Regions from separate parts of the Homo sapiens genome. Here region 1 is linked to region 2. Evidence: chromatin contacts called from ENCODE Hi-C or POLR2A ChIA-PET data. All regions are on one chromosome and are shown on one strand. The core of a region is the stretch at or near the end of the contact, and the rest is flanking DNA. Distances in the headings are between cores, read along the strand shown.

Evidence for each region. A loop is a pair of places that touch in the nucleus more often than their neighbours do. ChIA-PET counts read pairs that join two places held with the same protein, here RNA polymerase II (POLR2A). Pooled maps may share reads with other maps.
Region 1: a map of ascending aorta shows a loop between it and region 2 (6-fold over the local background). The contact joins the promoter of TBC1D2 here to the promoter of NINJ1 in region 2. A Hi-C loop is called at or near these places in 1 of 168 maps with a recorded cell type or tissue (ascending aorta) and 2 of 50 pooled maps. POLR2A ChIA-PET finds 5 or more read pairs at or near these places in 1 of 52 experiments (activated B cell).

What each region holds. Positions count from the first base shown.
Region 1 is chr9:98,253,656-98,257,530 of GRCh38, forward strand. TBC1D2 (TBC1 domain family member 2) reads right to left here and starts at 1,994. Exons shown (of 13, transcript NM_001267571.2): 1 at 1,518-1,994. The coding sequence starts at 1,886. RefSeq lists a silencer at 2,009-2,058 and an enhancer at 2,229-2,718.
Region 2 is chr9:93,131,993-93,135,644 of GRCh38, forward strand. It overlaps NINJ1 (ninjurin 1), which reads right to left and starts at 2,259. Exons shown (of 4, transcript NM_004148.4): 1 at 2,151-2,259. The coding sequence starts at 2,225. LOC124902212 (a long non-coding RNA gene) reads left to right here and starts at 1,020. Exons shown (of 3, transcript XR_007061665.1): 1 at 1,020-1,601. RefSeq lists enhancers at 1,464-1,513, 2,973-3,569 and silencers at 1,804-2,053, 2,224-2,453, 2,954-3,003.

The DNA.
Region 1 (3,875 bases), core at 744-3,243, 5.1 Mb after region 2:
CCCTCTTGTCTGCTTGCCACCTATTTCTTCTTTCAAGCCTTGGGTGTGTCCCTCCTCCAGATGCCTTTCTGGCTAGCCCCTTCCACTTGGTGGAACTGACTCCTCCTGTCACCACACCTTCTTGCACAGACTTATCACATGTCTCTACAGAACATTTCAGGGTGCATGCAGGTTCTCCCTCAGTCTCTCCCACCAGACTTTAAGCTGTCAGAGAACCAGGGGTGGGGGTGCATTAGCTCCACACCCCGCCAAGCGCAGAGCCAGGAACAATGGAATACTATTATAAAGACCATGTGTTGAAGACCCTGCATACAGCAGTCAACCTGTGGAAGAGACACATAGACCCGGGAACCACATGACCTCGAAAATGCCTTCCCTGGCCAGGGATTCCTGAGTTTCATTATTTTAACCAAGTCCCCCAGCCTGGTCACCCGCCAAGTCCAGTCAGTAAAGGAGAACTGAACACGTGGGCATCCACAGATACCCACTTAGCTGGAGTTGGGGTTGGAGGGGTGGACAGATGGGGATGGGGTGGGGAAGGCTATCTCCTGGCACATTCTTCTCTGATGCCCATAGAACACTTAGCCCAGATCTGTCTTTCCAATTAAGTTATGGGACACCTCCTCTTGACATTAGCACTCTGACCTTGGTTCCATCACCTTGTGTGTGCATGTGTGCTTATGCAACAAAAAATTATTAAGTACTCCACTAGGTACCAGGCTGTATTCTAGGTGATGCAATTAATTCAACAATTTGTACATGCCTGTGATGTGTCAAATGCTTACAAACCACCTAGGTTCTGAGAGGTTAAGTAACTTGTCCAGGGTCACACAGCTAGTAAGTAGCAAATGTACAATTTGAATCCAAGCCCGTCTGATTTCAAAGAATGTGGCCTTTCTACTGCTTTAGGCTTTCTCAGTTACACATGATGATAAAACCTACCCCTTGCTGCTGATAGGAAAACAGGTTTAAGCATGCCTAGATGAACAATCTAGGCTGATCAGTGAAACCTAAGTGTTTATTTTCCTAATCCCTGCCAGTCTCTTCTCAGCATTCACTGACCTTGGCCAAAATATCAAGAAACGGGAATCAGAATCCTGGCCTTGAGAGAGGATTGCAAAGACCATATTTTGACTTACTTAGGTCCCAGGTAAGAAAGTTAAGGTAACTGCACTGTCAGGCACACCCAAAAGTAAAAGTTTTGATTCAGCACTGAGAGGTAGAAAGACTATGGGATTCCAAGCTACCCTACTCTCTAGACGCATGGACCTCGAGCCAGTCCTTTCATCTCCCTCTGACTCAGTTTCTTGATCCGTAAAATGGGTCTGTCTTCCCTGCCTTGTGGGAACCCAATGAGGAAATGGGTGGGAATGCACTTTGCAAAGCACAAAGTTCTTGGAACTGTCGTCACCGACACTCCAAATTTACTGTGTCCACCTCACACTCGCGCCCAGCCTTGCCCTGCGAAAAGGGGACCTCACGCCGCTGGAAAGGAGAAAGTCGTTGCAGGAATTTACCTTCAGGGTAATAACCCGGCTGGGAGTCTTGATTTCGAAGATCCCCTCCTCAGCGTCCGCCTTACAGTCAAACACTGCACTGGAGAGGTCGATGCTGTCCAAGGGATTGGCATCCTGAGCGGTCCGCGAGTAATACAGCTGACATTTCCTTTCGTCGTAGAAGAACCAGCGGGATTTCCAGCCCCGGATGGGCCCTTTGCCGCCGAACTTACTTAAATACCCACAGAGTTTCTTGGGGACCGCCTCCAGGGACCGGGCGCAGTCCCCCGATTCTTCCTCCGGAGGCGGCACCTGTGGATCCCTGGCAGACTCTTCGGACCCAGGGGCAGAGGAGCTGGACTCCGGGGCGTTCTCCCCAGCGCCCTCCATCGCTGCCAGCCGGAGACTGCGGAGGGACGAGGGGTCCGCGGGACCACCAGGGACAAATCTCGGAGACTCGGCGGGCAGCTTCCCAAAGGGAGACACCTGGGCGGGGGCGGGGCCGACGGCGAACCCGCCCCCAGGAAGCCACAGAGTCGGGACCGGGTGCGGTGCGCGCGCCTCAAAGATCGCAAACCCAGGTTACGGCGGCTGGCCACGCCCCTCCACCGCCAGGCCACGCCCCCGCAGCGCTCAGTCGGCTCCCTGCAAAGCCCAGCTGCTTCCGGCTTTTTCTCCGCGCCAGTCAGCCATCTTTACTGAGGGCAGCCGTGCTCCCTGGCTTCAGGTTAAAGGCGTGGTGGCACTGAGTTAGGTTAACCGCGGGCAGAGAAGCCTGTCCCTAGCTACACTTCCCTGGTAGTTCGCATAGTCACCTAGAAAGATAGTGCTTTCTTGCACCCGATGGGCTGCTTGTTCCCTCCCTGTGCCGCGCGGGGCACCCTCGGACGGCGCATCTCGCGGCCATTGGCTGAAAGGAAGACCGCTGGGAGGCCCATCTTCCGGCGTCGCCCGGGCAGCGCGGCTCCGGAGCTGTCTGCCACTCTTCTCCTGGTGTTCCTTCAGCCCCGTCAGTGACGCCGCGGACGGCCTTCTTATCCCTCGCCTGACAGCAGTGGCCTCCCCAGCTCTCTGTCCTGGCTCCTATTCGCCTCCTGACAGCGCTGGTTGTGTTGCTTGGGGCGCCCAGGCGCGGCCGCTGCGCTGCGGAAACCCATGCCACTCCTGGGTCATAGTTGGGTGCAGTACATTTATTTTTATTTTGTTATTGCTATTATTATTTTTAGAGACGGTCTGGCTCTGTCACCCAGGCTGGAGTGCAGTGGCGCGATCAGAGCTCACTGCAGTCTCCGCCTCCCGGTCTCAAGCCATCCTCCCGCCTCAGTCTCCCGAGTAGCTGAGACCGCAACTGCGCACCACCACACCCGGCTAATTTTTAAATTGTTTTTTGCAGAGAGGGGGGTCTTGAACTCCTGGCCTCAAGCGATTCTCCTGCCTCGGCCTCCTAAAGTGCTGGAATTACAGGCGAGAGCCACCGCGCCAGGCTGTTTTGTAAATAAGTAAAAGAATTTAGGGTTTGACTAACTTGCTCAACTTCTGCCTCATTTTACCTGTTTCCCCTTAAACTTCTCCCCTTCCCTCCTAAGGCGCATTTCTCCATTAGGGTTGCGGAGCCCAATTGCGTCCAGCTTTCTTTAGGAGCTTCTTTCTGCCTTTCTCTTGCCCTTTGTTCAGCCTTTCCTCTTACTTCATCGTCTCCCCCTCAGCCGTCGTTAACGAGACCCTCATGCACACTCAGTGATATTGACAAGAAGCAGGGTGGGGGTAAAGGCGAGGGCTCTAGAGTCTATTTGCATAATTTTCAGATTCCCACTCTGCAATACTGAGTGATTTGCTCAACCTAAAAATGGAGATAACACTTCTTCCTACCCACCCCCGACCCGCCGCCAGACAACTTTACGGTGAAGCTAATGAAATTTATGTTCACTTGCATGGGTCGCTGGGATTTGTAGTCTAACAGGTGGGGAGTTGCAACCAGGGAGCATTTCTCCTAAATGCCAGAGAGCTCTTCATTTGTTATAATTTACAATTTATTTTCTCATTCTAAATAACCATCGTCATACCTAATTTTGTGTTCATAATTTTGTAATTTTTTAAAAATCAGAAGGCCCTTAATGCTGTTTAATTCCAGTCCCCACAAAACCTGGATCTACACCTGTCTACCCTTAGAGTTGTTTTGATAATTAAATAAAATAATATGTGTGAAGCTCTTAGTACAGAATGTGGGACAAAATATTTCTTTTCTTTTCGAGACAGAGTTTCGCTCTTGTTGCGCAGGCTGGAGTGCAATGGCGCGATCTCGGCTCACCGTGACCTCCGCCTCCCGGATTCAAGCGATTCTCCTGCCACCGCACCCAGCCAGTTTCTTTTCTTTTCTTT
Region 2 (3,652 bases), core at 1,009-3,508:
GGAGAGGGTCTCCGTGGCAGGCAGAAGGATGAGGGCGCTGAGTGCTGGCCTGGCTCTAAGCACTTCATATACATCAGCTACTGAGTCCTCACCACTCTCTATGGCAGGCACCGCGACCACACCCATTTCACAGATGAGAAACTGAGGCACAGAGTGCTGACATGATGTGCCCAAGAAACGGAGAAGCAAGGTCTTGAGGTTGGGAAGAGGAACAGGTGTGTTGGGTGGTCCTGGGCCCCCAGGCTGGGTGAGCAGAGCGGCCCTCGAAGTTTTCTACCCCTCAAGGGGAAATGTGCTCATCCTCACACTGGCTCATAGCCTTTCCACAGCTCCCTGGACACCAGACCGTGATCAGGCCTGCAAGGCCCCTCCCATCGGCCTGGCTTCCCATCCCCCCACCTCCTACCTGGCCCTCATGTGCTCTGTGGTCCAGCCTCTGAGCCTTTGCTCCCACTGTTCCCTCTGCCTAGATGCCCTTCCACACATCTCAGAGAGCCAGATCTGCTCACCCACCTTCCCTGCCCTCCAGGGCTCAGAGCCAATGTCCCCACCTCCACAGAAAGCCTTCCCTGACCACCATGCCCCGCCCCCCACGATGGGCTCCCAGCCCCCAGGGAACCCCCTGCTTTGCCCTGGCCTCTCCTGCCCTGTCTGGGCTGGGCTGCTCTCCAACCGCGGCTTGGTGGGGCGGGGCTGTGTCTCTCTCCCTCTGGTGCCCAGAGCCAAGACAGTGATCCGGGAACAAATCCAACCCAATCTCCTCTGGGCTTGAGATGCACCCATCTCAGGAGGCACAGCCTATCCTGCCGCCCGCAGAAGTGAGCAGAGACTGCTCTGAGTGGAGGGCATTGCCCGGGCAAGGTCAGGGTTGGGGGAGGAGCAGTATCCCTTCCTTTCCAAGGCGCTTCCAAGCCACTGACCTGTTTATTACCTGACTTGCTTTCCCCACTTCCCTGAAGGCAGGAGAGACCCTTTGTTCTCTCTTTATAAGACCATGTCTAAAAGGCCCAGCGAGGTGTGGCAACTTCCCAAGGACACACAGCCGGAGGAGCCCCCTGCCTATTGCTCCAAAGTGCTCACACACTGGGGCAGGGCCAGGTCGCTGGGGTCCCGCACACCGGTCAAGTCCTGCAGTGCGACAGCTCCTCTCTAACCTAGGAACAAGTGTCCATGCAGCCCCAGGGCCATCCTATCCCGTGGCTCATGGGGCCCCGCCTCCCCGAACATGTCCTGTCCCCACAGCACCGGCCTAGGACTGTTCACCAGCGAGTGGGCAGAGTGTCTTTGCCCCAGTCTGGTCCACGCCATGGAGAGGCCTGGAAAAACCCAACAGGCTGCTGTTCCCTGCCCCCATCCCTGAGGGGGTTAGAAAAGGAAAGAATGTTCAAAGTAAACAAGTCACCAGAGGGCCATGCCAGGACCTTGCAACAAACACAAGGTGCTCAGTAAGTGCTGAGTCCTGGGATGAAGAATTCTGAAGCGGGACCACTACCAGGGCCTGCCCCCTGCCCACAGCCCTCCCAGGCCGGGCAGGGCAAGTTCTGGAGGGCCGGTGGCGGCATACACTGAAGGCTGTGTGACGTTTCTATTTCTCAAGGCAGGTGAGTGGAATAGGGACCACAGCGGGCCCCAAGTTCCCCCATCAAGGCACGCATCAGATTGTGTGGTCAGCGTGGGGTGACGTAACTGTCTGCATGCAGCTGGTCTGGAGCCCGGAGGCTGTGACTCCCCTCCGCCCGCCTCCGGGCAAAGTGCGCGGAGGAGCCGGCACGGCGAGGCTGAAGTTAGAGAGGCCCGCGCGAGAGTGGGGGGGAGGTCGGGAAAGCCGGGCGCCGGCAGTCCTTAGCCCGAGGAGCTGCGCCGAGGCCCCCTCCGCCGTGCAGCCAAGCGCGGGCGCTGCTTAGTGGGGCTGGGGACGCCAGCCCGCCCTGCGCCCCCACGCCCCCTCGTCCCGCCCACTTGCCGGGGGTGGCTGGAGCTCCCGGGGGCATCGTTCTGACCCTGATGGGGCGGGAAGGACTTGGCCTAGAGCGGGACGTCCCCCAACACTCTGCAGTGCGGACGCGGCGCACACAGGTGCCCGGGGAGCCGCGGCGCCCCGAAAGGACAGGGCCTGGCAAGATCATGCAGCGGTGGGGGGAAGGTCTTACCGAGGCGTCCGGGGAGCCGGGTGTGCCCGGAGGCAGGCCGCCGTTGAGCTCGTACTCCTCGGTTCCCGAGTCCATGGTGCGGCCGCCCAGGCCGCCAGGATCCGGGCCTGAGCGCGCCCGAGCCTCAGCCGCAGGCTCCAGCTGCGCGCCCGCCCCCGGCCCGCCCCCGGCCCGCCCGGCGGCGAGCTGCTGCCCCAGACTCCGCCTCCACCCGGGGCGGGCCCGGGGCCTGGAGGCTGTACGCTGAGAGCGCGCAGTTTGGGGCGACCCCAACCCCTCGGGCCTGAGACGGTCCCGCGGGGCCCCACAAGGGAGGGGGCGCGACGCCGATGGCCCCAGAGGACCCTGCGCTGCGTCTTGCTCTGAACCTCCGTCGCGGACACTTTTAATCCACAAAATGAGGCCAAGAACGACCTTTCCCTGGCCACCAGGCAAACTGCATGAAAGCGAGCGGGCGTTGCCGCTGGCGCCCACGCTGGGTTTTTCCCAGGCGGGGTTCGCCCTGGGAACCGCAGATCGCTCCAGCACAGCGCCTGCTGCGCCCCTAGTAACAGCGTCAGAGAGTCCGGGGTTCCCCTGATTGCGGGCCACGCTGACACAGGGCTTCCCACTCCCTGACCTTAGGTTTTCCTGCCTGGGAAATGGGGGTTATGAGGGCACAGACTGCTGGAGGGGCTGGGGGAGGCACAAAGGGGATGAACGTGCGCTGACTCATGGGCCCATCTGTGCCACCTGTGGCAGGGGGTGGGCTGGGGGCAGCACAGTGCCCAGAGCCCTGGCCAGATGCTAGGCGGGCCCCCACCTGTTGTATGATTGAAGTGGTTGTTTGGTCTCTGTTTCTCCATATGTTCATTCCTCAGCACTTTGCCCATCTGGGGGCCTGGGGGTCGAGAGCATGTGGCGGCCACCCTGGGAGGCCAGGGGAGTTCATCCTGACCACAGCATAGTCAGCTTGCGGCAGTATGGCCACTCTATTTCCAGAAGGGCAGTGGAAGGAAGGCCAGCTCAGACCCCAGGCTCTGTCCAGTCAGGCTGCCACCGGGACAGGAGGTAGGAGTGAGTGGGCATGGGCAGGGCAGCAGGATTGCGCTTGCCCTGATCCTCCAAACGGGGTCATCCCATGAAGGAGGAGCTGTCGTGGGCCCACTTCACAGCAGAGAAACTGAGGCTCAGGCTGTCACTGCCCCAGCTCTGCCTCAGAGGGGATCTGCAGGACAGGGTCTGGCACGGTGGCCCACGACGGGGATGGTTGCTGTTGTCCTCGCATAATCAGGGCACTGTTGGCACACCTGAGTGTTCACCAGCAGCTGGAAATCCAGCACCATTCACACAAAAAACTCTCTCACAGTATGGGACAAATCCCTATTCTGGGGGATAGTGCCTGCCCACGAGGGCTCAATTCCTGGAGGGGCAGGAGGTGTGGGACCACAGAGAAAATACGTCACACCCAGAAAGGGCCCTGGGAGCTGCAGGGGAGCCCTGAGACCTTGGAAGGCCAAGGG